Linked DNA regions of Mus musculus: region 2 is linked to region 1. A link is a loop called in an ENCODE intact Hi-C map of the cell type or tissue named here. Cell type or tissue: heart. All regions are shown on one strand. Each heading gives the region's core, and the rest is flanking DNA. Links, peaks and the distances in the headings are about the cores only.

The links. A loop is a pair of places that touch in the nucleus more often than their neighbours do. Peaks named below come from ENCODE experiments on the same cell type or tissue, not always from the same donor. Only the 100,000 strongest peaks of a DNase experiment are listed, where the experiment ranks them.
Region 2: a loop joins it to region 1, with 3 times the contacts of the local background. A loop is called at or near these places in 1 of 42 quality-filtered maps.

The regions. Positions count from the first base shown.
Region 1 is chr7:127,892,416-127,900,061 of GRCm38, reverse strand. It overlaps Vkorc1 (vitamin K epoxide reductase complex, subunit 1), which reads left to right and starts at 4,445. Exons shown (of 3, transcript NM_178600.2): 1 at 4,445-4,653; 2 at 5,448-5,557; 3 at 6,571-6,999. The coding sequence starts at 4,481. The coding sequence ends at 6,773. It also overlaps a transcript of Prss53 not described here. In heart, for the core only: CTCF peaks have their summits at 3,466 and 4,477; DNase peaks (open chromatin) are centred at 3,641 and 4,401; H3K4me3 peaks cover 1,704 bases; H3K27ac peaks cover 1,797 bases.
Region 2 is chr7:127,841,164-127,848,809 of GRCm38, reverse strand. Stx4a (syntaxin 4A (placental)) reads right to left here and starts at 7,002. Exons shown (of 11, transcript NM_009294.3): 1 at 6,742-7,002; 2 at 6,445-6,546; 3 at 6,266-6,365; 4 at 6,052-6,126; 5 at 5,168-5,238; 6 at 2,682-2,790; 7 at 2,534-2,610; 8 at 2,185-2,322; 9 at 312-422; 10 at 143-241; 11 at 1-59. The coding sequence starts at 6,771. The coding sequence ends at 158. In heart, for the core only: no CTCF peak of the experiment used is centred there; no DNase peak of the experiment used is centred there; H3K4me3 peaks cover 279 bases; H3K27ac peaks cover 111 bases.

The DNA.
Region 1 (7,646 bases), core at 1,183-6,182:
AGACTTTGTTCAAGGTTTATTCTGTCACCTCACCCCCTTCACGTGGTTTTTGTGGATTAAACTCGGGCCAGGGTTTGTGCAGCGGGTGCCTTTATCTGCTGAGCAGCCTCACCTGGCTACATTTTCCTAAGTTCATAAGTCTGATGTAGGTACCACTAGACTAAAATAAAAATATCAATAGTTTGCTGACTATGGCAACTCAGGTCTTTGATCTCAGAACTAGGAAACTGGAGGCATGAAAACTGAGCGGTCAAAAGACCGAGGCTGGTCTGCACGATACCACATTACTGAATCCTGCATGCCTTGGTCCCAGAAACCTGACGGGGGTGGGGAATGGGGTGGAGTGAGGGAACGAAGAGAGACTAGACACACAGATACACCTACTGTGCTTACTCTGACAGGGTGATGGGGTGCACCTACTCTGCAAATACCCAGGACCTGAGAGAGTTCATTATGTACTACGGAGGGAGGGAGAAGTTAGCCAATGTCAGTAGGAGGTGTCTACAGTGACCAGCTTCAGCCTTTGAACATCTGGTAGGAGGAAGCTGCAGTTGCGAGTTTTTACCACTTTGGTCAATTGTTCCCAAACACTCACACTTGCACATACCGTTTACACTTCCACTTAGACCAGAGGAGGACCCCGCCATCCCTCAGAGCCTGAAGGAGCTTTGTCAAATTCCCATGGGTCTGAGGTCCTGGTCCCGAGGTGGCTGTGGCCATGTCAACAGTACACTCCACTCAGGACTTCATCCAGCCTTCACTCACTCACTCACTCAAGGCTTCCAGGGCTCCCCAAAGCACACATTATTAATGGATTGATTAGTCAATTCTGGTCAGAGGTCATGACACCTGTCTGTCACTCAGGAATCTGAGGCAGAGCATTGTGAAAAGTTTTATGTCATCCAGGGCTGCTCTGAGAGACCTTTCTAGAGACTCTAAGGAAGATCTGTTTCTTTCTGATTCTTTGTTCTTCCCCGATTTTCAAAGCCAATGACATTCATTATCAGCTCAGGACTCCCTCCGTGTCTTCTGGGATTACTTTCCTGTGACTCTTTCCTGTGGTCTTTCATTTTTTAATTGGACTCACACAATCTCTGGCTTAGTTAGTTTTAGAGGCAGTCTCCCATAACCTGTGCTGAAGATAACCTTGAAATCTTGATCTTCCTGCGTCTGCCTTTCAAGTTAACCATTATGCTGGTTTGAATAAAACTGTGACTCCCCACACCCGCACCCCCCCACACACCGCGCGCCTCCACCTTCCCCACCCCGAATAGGCCAATGGGGAGTGGCACTATTAGGAGGTGTGGCCTAGTTGGAGTGGGTGTGGCCTTGTTGGAAGAGGTGTGTCACTAGGGGTGGGCTTTGAGGTCTCAGAAGATCAAACCAATTCTCTTCCTGTTGCCTCCTGATTAGTATGTAGAACTCTCAGTTCTTTCTCCAGCACCGTATCTGTCTAATGGACAAAACCTCTGAAACTATAAGCCAAGCCAGCCCTAATTAAATATTTTCTTCCATAAGAATTGCCATCATGGTGTCTCTTCACATTAATAGAAACCCTAAGTAAGACAAGTATTGTGTCTAGCTTATCCTGTGTGTATTTATTCGTTTTCCCTGTCTCTTTGTAGGTCACAACTGGAAATGGAATCTCTTTTGTTTGTTTCTTTGTTTTTTCTTTTTAGTTTTCCGAGACAGGGTTTCTCTGTGTAGCCCTGGCTGTCCTGGAACTCACTCTGTAGACCAGTCTGGCCTCCAACTCAGAAATCCGCCTGCCTCTGCCTCTCAAGTGCTGAGACAAAACCTACTTTTAATCAGAGTTTTAAAACATTTTAACCTCCCTTCTAGCCCACCTCCCACCAGAAGTAGTGGAAAAGAAAGGATATGGGGAAGTTGGCCTGTTTAGAAATGGTTCTTTGGAACAAATCCCATCTGCGTTATCAGGAAATCAGCGGTTCAGTTCACAAGTCAGCAGGGGCAGCTCGATCCACCTGCAAACATTTCATGGATGCACCAACAGTCCAGTTCGATAGAGTCAGGATAGCAAACACAAATCAGTAGTGGTGGCACGACCTAGCAGAGACAGCTAGGCCTCTGCCACATTGACACGAGTCAACAGGAGGGACCAGGGACAACAGGAATGCCAGGGGGAAATGTTCTCAGCTGCGCCTCTCTCAAAGAAGTGAAGATCAGCGAAGACTCAAGACCAACAAACGTTTAGCTATGCGAGCAAGCCAAACTCCTGGCTCCTGTCACTGTCCATCAAGTCCTTTTTATACGACCTCCAAACATCACGTGTCTCCTCGGGCTTCCCTCTGCACTTGAGTCTTCTCAGCTGATATCACTCTGCCCATCAGCCTGAGTCACTGGAAATGGTAAGAAGCCATAGCACACTACCAGAAGGTTTTTGGTGTGTTTCTCTCTTTGGAGTTCCAACAATCAGAGCCCAACTAAGCAATGTAAGGTAGGCCAATGCATGTGTGTACTTAGCAAAGGCTCCTTCATCATGTGTCCTTTCATGTGCTTGCTTTAGCAGAACATCCTCTCTCCTGTGTCTGCTTCAGTGAAATGTTTCTTCACGTTTGTGACAGCAAAACACCGTCCAACACAACTGACTCTCCAAAGAACCCATAAGTTTCTACTTCATGACTCTCATCAAAAGAAGCAATACAGAGAAGAAGGGAGGAAGCGAAGAGACAGAGTGGGGCTGAGGCTCCTCAGCTCAGCTGGGGATGTCATTTCCTGGGAGCTGCAATGCCTCTGCTGAGGATGCTTCCTCTCAGAGCTGTGTGGCTCTTGGGCCCCCATGTCTCAGGATGCCCTCCCATTGGAATACCTTCTCTCCTCAGCTGTGTCGTTCCTGGGCTTCCGAGTCCCAGGATACCTTCCCATCTGAGCAGGAACACTTACAGTATCCACCACACTCTCTGACGTAAAAGAAGTAGACCCGAGAAGGAGAAGCCATGGAGAGAGGGCAGCCATCAAGGAAGAAAGAGTTCCTTAAAGCAGTAACTAATATCACTTGGAAGTCAAACTTTTTGACTCTAAAAATAAACATTAGACTCAATGTTCAAGTCATGCTTGCAACTAGGTGTCAAGGACATGCTCAAGGGCAGCTAGTTTGTCATGTGAGCATCAGTAAGACGTAAGGAAGACTGGGAATGTAAAATCTTCCCAAAACTTGGCTGTGAAGGGATTAGATTAAAGACAACTGGAGAGGGAGCTGGTGAAGAAACTCCAGGCAAATGGGAAGGGTGGAAAGGCAGACAGTACAGAACTGACAGGTCCTCAGTGGGGAGGGGGGGATATTTGTAAAGGGGAGATAATATAAGAGGGATTGTTGGGTTGATCCAGGCTCAGGTTTTGCCAAGAGTGCGCCACAGTGGTACAGAGGTCTGGGAAATCACAGGAAAGTATGGCCTAGATAAAGGAATTTATTGTGAGAGGGAGGGTGCCTCTGCCCACAAGGGGCGCTAGTGAGACACGAGGGATGGCTGGCGGTGATCTTGAAAGACAGGTTGTAGACAAATGGTATCTGAAATAATTTCGGGGAAAATGCTTCCAGAGTCGTATCCCTGCTTTCGCGGAATTCCATTCGTCTATTGACCCGTAGGTTCTAGACATACCAGATGCATAGACAGAACTTGTCATAAAAAATGTGCTAAGCCGGGCGTGGTGGCGCATGCCTTTAATCCCAGCACTCGGGAGGCAGAGGCAGGAGGATTTCTGAGTTCGAGGCCAACCTGGTCTTCTACAGAGTGAGTTCCAGGACAACCAGGGCTACACAGAGAAACCCTGTCTCACCTCCCCCCCCCCCCCAAATGAGCTAAACGGGAGATGGTTTAGCAGTTAAGAGCACTGACTGAACTTCCAGAGGTCCTTGAGTTCAATTCTCAGCAACCACACACGGTGGCTCACAATCATATGTAACCGGACCCAATGCCCTCTTCTGGTGTGTCTGAAGATAGCGACAGTGTGTTTGTGTTTGTGTGTGTGTGTGTGTGTGTGTGTGTTACCGTCCTGTTAATAGTAGCTTTACAGAGCCGGGCATGGTGGCACACGCCTTTAAATCCCAGCACTTGGGAGGCAGAGGCAGGCAGATTTCTGAGTTAGAGGCCAACCTGGTCTACAGAGTGAGTTCCAGGACAGCCAGGGCTGCACAGAGAAACCCTGTCCTTGAAAAACCAAACAAAACAAAACAAAGTAGCTTTACAGCACTACATACTCAAATTTCCCTTAATGTCTTGCAGCCTCTCCAACTACAATTCCCATCATGCCCGGCAGCTGCGTTATCAATGATTACCCACATTCCTAAATCCTGTTTACCAGCCCAGCATTCCTAGCTGTCATGCCTAAGAATAACCAATTGAATTGGAGAACGCCAGCGGAGGCCGACCAATCTTCCGGTAGGAGGGGCGTGGTGACAGCAGGCCCCGCCCTGCCCCGTGGCGATTCTTCCCTCCTGTCCCTGGGCTGTACTGTCGACATGGGCACCACCTGGAGGAGCCCTGGACTCGTGCGGCTTGCACTGTGCCTCGCTGGCTTAGCCCTCTCACTGTACGCACTGCACGTGAAGGCGGCGCGCGCCCGCGATGAAAATTACCGCGCGCTCTGCGATGTGGGCACGGCCATCAGCTGTTCCCGCGTCTTCTCCTCTCGGTGCGTGCAGACATGGAAAGCATGGGGCTCTTGAAGGCCAGGTTACCAGATAATTTTGGAGTCTGGGGTCGCAGTGTCCACAGAAAGGACACTTTGAGAGCGGCCTGGCTCCATGGGTTTTGGTGGGTAATCGGACGTGCACACTGGACCTCACAGAGATACTGGTGCTTGAACGCTTTCTGAGGATACTGTAAATACCAATGATGGGAAGACTGGAGGAGGCAGGGCAGTATATTGCATAGAGACTGAGGAAACTTGAGATGATACAAAGCGGGAGGAGGGGGTGGACTATTGGCTGTGCTGAGGGGACAAAGTGGCTCACTCTGTCCGGGTTGGAGGACCAAATGTTAGTGGGTGGTGAGGGAACTGTAGCTTTGTAGGCCCAAGCAAATAGATTTCCCAGTTGTGATCACCGTAAAGCGAAATCAAGCTGGGAAAAACTTTTAACCTTTCATTTATTTGTTTGTGAGGTGGCACATGCATGCCACTACATGCATGTGGAAGTCAAGAGAATAACGTTCGGGAGTTGAGTCTCTCCTTCTTTGTGGGCTGCGGGGGGATTCGATCCAGTTGACAGGCCTGGCAGCTGATACTTGTTTTTCCTGAGCCATCTCACCAACTCCTGAAAAATTATTGATAGTCTGTGATGACAGGCCACTAAGAGCCCCAGGACATGCCAGGTCAATGCCCTTTGGACTCTTAGTAGGTGGAGCTTCTTGCTAATCACTGTTCTACAAAAAAGCTCAAGAGGCACTTGGCCTACCCCACTTACCTGCTTCTTTCACTTCCACCAGGTGGGGCCGGGGCTTTGGGCTGGTGGAGCACATGCTAGGAGCGGACAGCGTCCTCAACCAATCCAACAGCATATTTGGTTGCCTGTTCTACACCTTACAGCTGTTGTTAGGTGAGTGAGTGGCTTTGCCCCTTCATGACCTGTCTTCTGAAATCCAGAGCAGCCCCACCTCGTGTCGTGTCGTGTCGGTGACCCAGACAATTGACACCCAGCTGCTAATTACTGAGCAATCTCATCACAAGGAGTCAAGAAAGCAGAACACTTAGCAGGAGGCTTATCCTACTTGGTTTAGGTAGCCAGAGGCTGAGGGCCCTCAAAGATTTCTCACAATCTCAGTTTTATGGCAAAGAATCAACTTCTTTCTTTTTGTTTAGTTTTTCGTTTTTTCTTCTCCCTCTCCCTCCCTCACCTTTTTTCCTCTTCCCCCCTCCCCCCCAACCCAAGGAGAGGATTTCTCTGTGTAATCCTGGCCGTTCTGGAAGTCACTACATGGGCCACCACACCTCACATGGGTTTTGTTTTTGTTGTTTGGTTTGTTTTTGAGGGGTGTGGTGAGGCTGAGGCAGGTGTTGAGATAGGGTTTCTCTGTGTAGTCCTGAATGTCCTGGAACTCACTCTGTAGACCAGCTGGCCTCAGACTGAGAGATCTGACTGTGTCTGCCATCAGAGTGCTGGGATTAAAGCATGGCTTTGGACCACACCTGGTAGGTTTTGAGACAGGGTCTTTTTGAGACAGGGTCTCTCTACATAACCCTAGTTGTCCCGGAGTTCATTATGTAGACCAGTCTGGCCTAGAATTTGCAGGAACTCTCCTGCTTCTGCTTCCGGAGTGCTGGGACTGTACACCACCGTGCTCAACTGATAGTTTTTTGGTTTGCTTTGCTTTGGGAGACATTCCAGGTTGACCTTGAACTTCTTTTTGAGAGGACTCCAAAGTGTAACTTGTGTTTCATCTTGTGTAGCTTAGCAAGAGAATTTACTCTGGGTCCCAAGAATTATTGACCAGATGAGGCCCATCAGATCCTGTCTTAAGAGTACTTTCACCAGAAGCACCTGCTGTCTGTCATTGAGGAGGCATGACAGAGTTCTAGATATACCATTACTGACCGTCTCTTGTTTTACAGGTTGCTTGAGGGGACGTTGGGCCTCTATCCTACTGGTGCTGAGTTCCCTGGTGTCCGTCGCTGGTTCCGTGTACCTGGCCTGGATCCTGTTCTTTGTGTTATATGATTTCTGCATTGTGTGCATTACCACCTATGCCATCAATGTGGGTCTGATGTTGCTTAGCTTCCAGAAGGTACCAGAACACAAGACCAAAAAGCACTGAGTTCCCACCTCATGCCAGACTAACCTAACTTGCTTTGCCTTGGCACATGACCCTTGCCCAAGTGTGTGGGTTCCTAGAAGGCCCTACCCACATCATTCAAACCCCCCTCCATAACCACACACAGAGAAATGACCAAACGTGCCTCTAAGTTCTGTTCCCATGGGCTGCATTCTGCTGTTGGTTAAAGAGAAGGATTTTGAACAATAAATTTTTCTATGTTGGTCAAGTCTGTAGCATATGTCTGCCAGAGACCCTTCGGGGTGTCAGTCTTTCCCTGTTACTGCCTTCTCTAGAACTGGGGTGAGTCAGAGAGGATGGAGGGCCTGCCCGGAAGGAGAGGACACATCATCTCCAGCATGTGTAGTCAGCAAAACCTGGCACATCAGCCCCCATGTCTAGGAAACAAGCTTGAGCCTGCTGCCTACGGATCAGACCTCCTGTCGTAGGAGGGCCTGCCACACACCTGGAGGGCAAACTTGCTGGGAAGGAACTTCTTCCTGTGGTAGAGCTTGAACCCTGCAACTGCCTCACCTATCATCATGGCCAATCTTAACCCTGTGCAGGGCCAGGCTAAGATCCTATTTCTGTTTTTCCTAATGTGGACTAAGCACTTGACATCCCAAGCACTGTCAAAGAACCTGTGTTAACTTAGTAGATAATTACTACCATTGTTTCTGTATTCGTGAGGGAGCTAAAATGCTCTGAGAGTATATGTTTAGTACTGGGGAAGGGTTGGGGGAGGGAGATCTCAGATTAGCACACATCCCATAATTCACATTGCAGGGCTTTCCAAGGTAGGAAAGTGTTCTACCACTGAGCTATACGATAGCCCCTATATCATAATCTGTGTCTGCCTGGGCATTGGCTCGTGTC
Region 2 (7,646 bases), core at 1,014-6,013, 51 kb after region 1:
GGTTCAGTTGGAGGCCTGCCCCACCTCCACAAAAGCTGGGTCTCTGTCTCTCCCAATGCCTGCAAGGGAAGGAGAAAGAAATGGGTCTGACAGGAGGCGGGGAGGCTGCTGCCAGGGATGGGGCAGGCCCGCCATTTCTCACCAAGAACATGTGACATTATCCAACGGTTATGGTGATGCCAATGATGACAGCCAAGATGAGAACAGTGACAGAGACACAGATGGCAATCATGACTTTTTTCTGTGGGAGAGGAAGGGTCACGGACAGTCACTCTGGAGTGCCCAAGGCCGGGGCTGGGGGCCAGGCTTACCTTCCTCGCCTTCTTCTGATTCTCTAGGGCTATCTTGACGTGCTCTTGCCCACGTTCCACGTAGTCGGCCGAGCTCAGGATGTTCTTCTCGATGCGGTTGATCATCTCCCCCTGCCCAGAGACACGAGATAGATTGATCATCTCCCCCTGCCCAGAGACACAAGATAGATAGATTGATCATCTCCCCCTGCCCAGAGACACGAGATAGATAGATTGATCATCTCCCCCTGCCCAGAGACACGAGATAGATAGATTGATCATCTCCCCCTGCCCAGAGACACGAGATAGATAGATTGATCATCTCCCCCTGCCCAGAGACACAAGATAGATTGATCATCTCCTTTGATCATCTCCCCCTGCCCAGAGACACGAGATAGATTGATCATCTCCCCCTGCCCAGAGACACAAGATAGATAGATTGATCATCTCCCCCTGCCCAGAGACACGAGATAGATAGATTGATCATCTCCCCCTGCCCAGAGACACGAGATAGATAGATTGATCATCTCCCCCTGCCCAGAGACACGAGATAGATAGATTGATCATCTCCCCCTGCCCAGAGACACGAGATAGATTGATCATCTCCTTTGATCATCTCCCCCTGCCCAGAGACACGAGATAGATTGATCATCTCCCCCTGCCCAGAGACACAAGATAGATAGATTGATCATCTCCCCCTGCCCAGAGACACGAGATAGATAGATTGATCATCTCCCCCTGCCCAGAGACACGAGATAGATAGATTGATCATCTCCCCCTGCCCAGAGACACAAGATAGATAGATTGATCATCTCCCCCTGCCCAGAGACACGAGATAGATAGATTGATCATCTCCTTTGATCATCTCCCCCTGCCCAGAGACACAAGATAGATAGATTGATCATCTCCCCCTGCCCAGAGACACGAGATAGATAGATTGATCATCTCCTTTGATCATCTCCCCCTGCCCAGAGACACGAGATGGTTCAGAGGGGGAGGGCCGACCAGGCATCGATGTGAGAACAGTTACTTGCCCAGCCCAGTCCAATCTAACCAAGACACTCGAGGGACAGACAAGGTTTCTCTGTGCAGCTCTGGCTGTCCTGGAACTCTACCTGTAGACCAGGTTAGCCTAGAACTCAAGGGATTCACCTGCCTCCGCATCCCATGTGCTGGGATTAAAGGCGTGCGCCACCACTACTGCCTGGCTAATCAAGACATTATCAGCAGAAAAAAAAAAGATACACTAACAAAGCTAAGGCAGGACCTGAGCTGTTCACAGTAAGGCTTTCAGGCCCCACCCCGTCAGGTTGTTCTTTCTCTCTGTTCCATTATCCTACATAACCTCGTTTGCAGTGGATGCCTGCAGCCACGGCCTCATAGGACTAGTACCTTCCCCATAGATAGTAAACTTGTCTGAAGTTGCCCATTCTTCTAGGCCGGTCTCCATCCCTCTCCCTGCCTGCTCCTGGCACTACCAGCTTAGGTCCTGGTGCTCCCAGTGGGTGAGTGATTTCCCAGGACTACAGCTGCAGAAGAGAACGGCTGCAGCACTGCGGAGTTCATCTCAGAAGGTCAGGACAGGGCCATTCTAACCTAGGAGAGACCAGGAGGTTGACCCTCTAGGGACCGCTTTCCACAGGAGCTCTAACAGCATTAGAGGGCTTCTGTCATAGGAAAAGAAGCCATGACTAAGGCCATGCCTAGGTGAGGTGCACGCTGGTGGCTCAGGAGGGATGCCATCGAGGCAGCTGTGAGGAGAATTTGGTTAAGGATAAAAGTAGAGGCCACCTGGAAGCAGGCCCAAGCTTGGAATTGCAGACAAGTCCAGGAGAGCATCTCAACTCCAGGTCAAGGCCAGGACTAAAGGTTGCACGGGCTTCTGGGCACGCACCTGCATCTCCACCTCCGTAGCTAGAAACGTAAAGATCTCATGGAGCTCTCGGATACTGCGCTCCAACTGCTGGATCTCACTGTGCCGCGCAGAGATCTCATTCAGGGCCTGCCGAGTCACCTGCGTGTCCTTCAGGATCTGGGGAGACAGGCAGGAACTGGAGACGTCACAGGGACACCAGCACCTGGTTCTCAACAGTTTACCCGCGCTTCTCGAACAGCCCTCGAACCTGTGGACCCAGCATTCTAATCCATGCCTGACTGGGCCTTGGCCTGCCTTCCACACAAAGAAACCAGGACCCAGGGATGGAACGGCCGCCCACAAAGGAAGGATAGCTATGGCCACTCACATTAGACACAAACACCTCACTCTGCCCACTGTCCAGCATCTGTTCCAGCTCCTCGTCAGACACCATTCCAGCATTGGCTGTAACAGGAAGGGCCAGTTCAGAGCTGATCAGAGGCCCCAAACCCCGAGGACAAGGTACCCCAACTCACTGATCTTCAGCTGCCTCCGGATCCGCTCCACATTCTTCTCTCGGTATTCGGACTGCATTGAGTTGCACTTGTTGATGAGCTCGACAAATTGCTGGGACAGGACTCCATGCTAAGAACAGAAAGCCTAGCTGGGCGTCAGCAGGAACTGCCAGGAGGCTGGGGCCATAACTACCTTGTGATCTTGGCAGACCCCCTCACGCCTCAGAAAGAAAGCCAAAGGTCTTATCAGGACCCCCATTAGACCCGTCACTGCCTCTTCCTCCCCACACCTCCCCACCTCCTTCCTTCTCCTTCCTCCACAGTGGTTTCTCCCTAACATGCTCGTCTCTGCGTTGGTGCACTGCTCCTTCTGCCTAGGTTTTTTCTCAAGCACCCTTAAGTCTTCAACCATTTACTTTTTCCAAATTTGTATTGTTTTGTGTGTATTTTTAGGGTATTTTACCTACATGTTCATCAGTACATCACACGTGCCTGGTGACTGTGGAAGCCAGAAGGTATCAGACCCCCAAAACTGGAGTTATAGAAGGCTGTGAGCCACCATGTCGGGGCTGAGAATCGAACCCAGGTCCCCTGAAGAGTAGCCAGTGCTCTTAACCGCTGAGCCATGTCTCTAACCCCACCTTCCTTATTTTCTGTTGTTAGTTGGTTTTGAGACATGGGCTTCATATGGCTCACACTGGCCTTGAACTCCTGATCTTCTTTCTCTACCTTTCAAGCATTGGGGTTACAGGTGTGCACCAAGTTGCTTCAACTATTTTTGAGATTTTTTTTAAAGATTTATTTATTTATTATATTTAAGTAAACTGTAGCTGTCTTCAGACTCTCCAGAAGAGGGCATCAGATTTCATTACGGATGGTTGTGAGCCACCATGTGGTTGCTGGGATTTGAACTCAGGACCTTCAGAAAAGCAGTCGGCGCTCTTAACCACTGAGCCATCTCGCCAGCCCCCTATTTTTGAGATTTTAATTTTGACCTTATTTATTAATTTTTATTACTATTATCTGGTTTGAGACTGTGTCCCATATAGCCCACGCTGGCCTGCTAGCATCACTGGTGTACACGAACAGAGCACTGTCTTATGTGGTGGTGGACACCTGACCAGAGCCCCGGGTGTGCTAGACAAGCACTCTAGCAATACCCCCAGCCCTTACTGATTTTCTAAATTTATTTGTAGTAGGATGGGACATTGCAGATGGCTGAGCCTATAAACAGACTACTGTGCAAGCCTGAAAACCCACAGCCAGTGATCCTAGAACCCATTCAAAGCCAGATGTGGTGGTGCGTGCGGTTCTGTGATGCCAGCATGTCTAAGGTGAGCTGGGAAGCAGAGGCAAGAGGGGCACAGTACAGAGCAGTCACAGACAGACCCAACCTTGGCAAGAGGAAAGGTGAAAACTCATCACTTTGACCTCAACATGAGCACTGTGGTGTGCGCGTGCACTCATTCACACACGTTCACAGAAAACCTACAGCTTTCTGTATCACTGTCGAGTGAAAACAGGGTCTCAAGCATGCTCAGCACACACCCTACCACAGTTCACCCCCTTCCCATTGTTTAAATTACATGCCTCACTCCGTCAGTACGTTCCCTCGTTTTATGCTGTTTTGTCTCCTAATACTCATTATTAGATTATGAAATGATGTAAGCCCAGTGTGGTGTCCTATACCTTGATCCTAGCATTGGGGAGACAGATACAAGTAGATCTGAGTTTGAGGGCAGCCTTACCTATGTAGTGAGCTCCAGGCCAGCGAGAGCTGGTTAGTGAGACCCTGTCTCAGTAAGGAAAAGTGAAAATAATTTCCTTATTTGGTGACTGTCTGGCCCTATAGGACCTAAGTCTCAAGGGTAGAATGGTTAGTTCAGAGGGTGTACAAGCACTCAGTGTGCATGTGTTGAAGGCTTGGTGAATGTCAGTGTTGCCGTGTAGACTGCAGGTTTGCTCGTGTACCTCGGTGTCACCGTGCCACTACCACAGTGCAACAGGGTCCTCTCACATCCTTCATTCTGCCACTCTTTCATCTCTGAACTCTATCTATGGGGCCAAGGATGTCCTCTGGAAGGAAGAGCAGCCACTGCTCCTAACCTCGGTGCCGTCTTTCCAACCCTGCTTGTTTTTATTTCTAGTTCTTCTTCCCTTGAGTAGAATGATAAGGCACTAAGTCCTACATGAGAAATGTCTTTGTCCCCTATTCAGTCCAAACTCCCCGTCTCAGGCTTGGGAAAGTATGTGTCTCACAGCCAGGCCTAAGTCATGTCTGACACAGCCAATTCTCTTTGACTGGAGGAGGCAGGGGGTTCTAATGGATTCAGCATTTGGAGATTTGGTTCTCTGCCTGCACCCAGTTCTTCCTCTCTTGAGCATAAGCTTTTTTATATGGAAAAGCATCAGGACAGAGATCCTAGAATCAAGGGCCTCTAAGTCACCATGCAGGAACCTAAGAAACAATGAATGAAATCCCTTGGTCCTAGGAAAGTACAACCCACCTGGGTTTTCTTCATCCTTGTGTTGACTGAGTTGTAATTCTCATCAGCTTCCTCCTTCTGGGGCTCTATGGCTGTGGGAGAGACACAAGGATGGATGGGAAGAGGGGTTCCTCCTGAGACTTACAAACATTGTTTGGGAGACCAGCTGCATTCTGTTGGAGGTTAGCCTGATCTACATATTGAACACACACAAACCCATTAATAAAAGTGTAAGCCATATAATAAAATATTTTAAGTGAATTTTTAAAAAGTGATTGGAGACCAGATCAGGGCCACATCTACATTCCAGCTACGTAGTAAGGAGTTTCTTGTTTTCTAACATTTTTATTACATAGTGACTATGAACAGGAATGCCTTCTGGTAGTAATGCATAATGGAGGAGGAGGAGAAGAAAAAAGAAGGAGCGAGCTTTTAATTTAATCTCAGCACTCAAGAGGCAGAGAAAGATGGATCTCCGTGCATTTGAGGCCATCCTGGTCTATATAGGAGGAAGAGGTGGAGGAGTAGGTGAGAAGAGAGAAGGGAGAGGAGAAGGGGGCGAATTCTGAATTTCTGAGATATGTTTTTCTTTGAATTACACCAGTGGGTTCCCACAAGCGTGGAGGAACCTCTCATCTGCTTGCCCAAAGAATACACACTGGCCTGAAAGGATGAGAGCAGTAAGTAATTTTGAATTTAAACTTAAAATAATAATAAAGGAATCTGAGAGGCCATAATGTGCTCTGCAAAGTACCATGGCTTTGATGCCATGGGACAGAGATCCTAGACCCAAGTCTGCTGTGTGACCTGGATCTATCACTTGACTGTATACAACAACTAGATACACCAGCAACTGGGCTGAATCAAAGGGAAAGATATGGCTGAGACCCTTGAAATTCATTCACCTTTTAGCTGCGCCCGGACCTCTCTCCCCAGCTGTTTGATCTCCTCTCGCAGGTTCTGCAGGCCCTGCTTCATGCCTAAACGAGAAAGCCAACACTTCTAAATCACAGCCTCTCCCACAAACCAAAACCAAACCCATCCTGGCCATCACCTGAATAAAACTACATCCCCCATAGTCCACCGGGCTGGCGTGCGTGAGCCCTAGGTTTCGCTTACTCTCCTCGGGAAGAGGCGTGGCCAGGATGGTGACCTGCTGTTTCTCCAACTCCCGGACTTTACTCTCCAGTTTGGCCATAGTCTGCCGAATTGTCTGCACCTAGGAAGGATCACCAAGAGGGCTGAAGACTTAAGTGTCACTCTAGTCCGCCCTACTCCTCGGTTCTCCTGACCCTTACCTTCTGGAAGAACTCGTCGTCCGGGCTGCCCAACCGGGCAGCACCTGAGTGCACCACCAGCGCGACTCGAACCTCATCTTCATCGTCTGAGATGTTATCCCCCTGCCAGGGCCGGAGTCATTGGCGACAGTTGCTCGCTGCGGTTCTCGCCCCGCAGGAACCATGGGCTTCCGGGATTTTCCTTCCTGGCCATCAGCCACCCGCCCGGGACCCAAAACCAGGAGTCCTCACTCCAGCGCGCCCGCCCGGCCCCGCTTCTCCTCACTCCAGGGTGTCCTCACCATCCCGGTTTCTCACCTGCCTCAACTCGTGGGTCCTGTCGCGCATGGTGGTCGGAGTGCCCTGGACCCGAGCCCAAAGGGCCTCAAGGTTCTAAATTTGGAAGTCCTGCACCTCTCTCACACTTGACACCCCCTCCCTCACCCAGCGAACTCCAGTACACCCCGGAGCCGCCAAAGGCCCCACCCCTTTCACCATCCACAGTCGTGGGGAAGAACCCGATCATAGGACCCCCAAAGTTCTACAGGTTGGAATTCCCTTCTCTTCCCCCCATCCTGCTCCCGCAGCTGCCGCCCCGCCCCTCGGGGGATGACTCCGAGCATGCGCGCGAGGGCTCGGCTCGTCCTCGCTAGAGGGAAAGGCGGAGGTCGGAAGCAGTGGCAGCCGAACGGAAGCGAGGCTGCCTGAGTCCAGAGCCCGCCCCGCTGCTCCCCCCCCCCCCACTACCGGAACATCTCATATTGGAGCCGAGATCTAGTTGCCCAAAGGGTTGGGAATGCGTCATTTGCACGCAGTCTGAGAGCCTCGTATCTCACATCACCCCATGGCGCCCCCTCATCACGTGACAGGCCGGGCCCAGCTCCGCGGGCTGCACGCCCGACCGCCAGTCATGTGTTCCGGCCTGTCAGCGACGTCTCGGGCTTCAGTCTCGCGACGTCCCCGACACCCCAGCGTCTGAGCTGTGCCCCAACAGCTTCTTCGAGGTGGGGAAGGGTACACTGCCTACTCTCAGCCACCTACTAAGGATGCTCTGTAGAATTCACTTTTTTGTTGTTTTAATTTTGGGTCCTCGGGCGTGGGCAAAGTGAAGACTTGCATTTGGGGCTGTCAGTATCATGAGACCTTGGAAATCAGGAAATAATAAGACCCGAGTCTCCAGCGTCAGGGAATTGCAGGGTTTTGTAGGCAGAGAATCTGGGGGT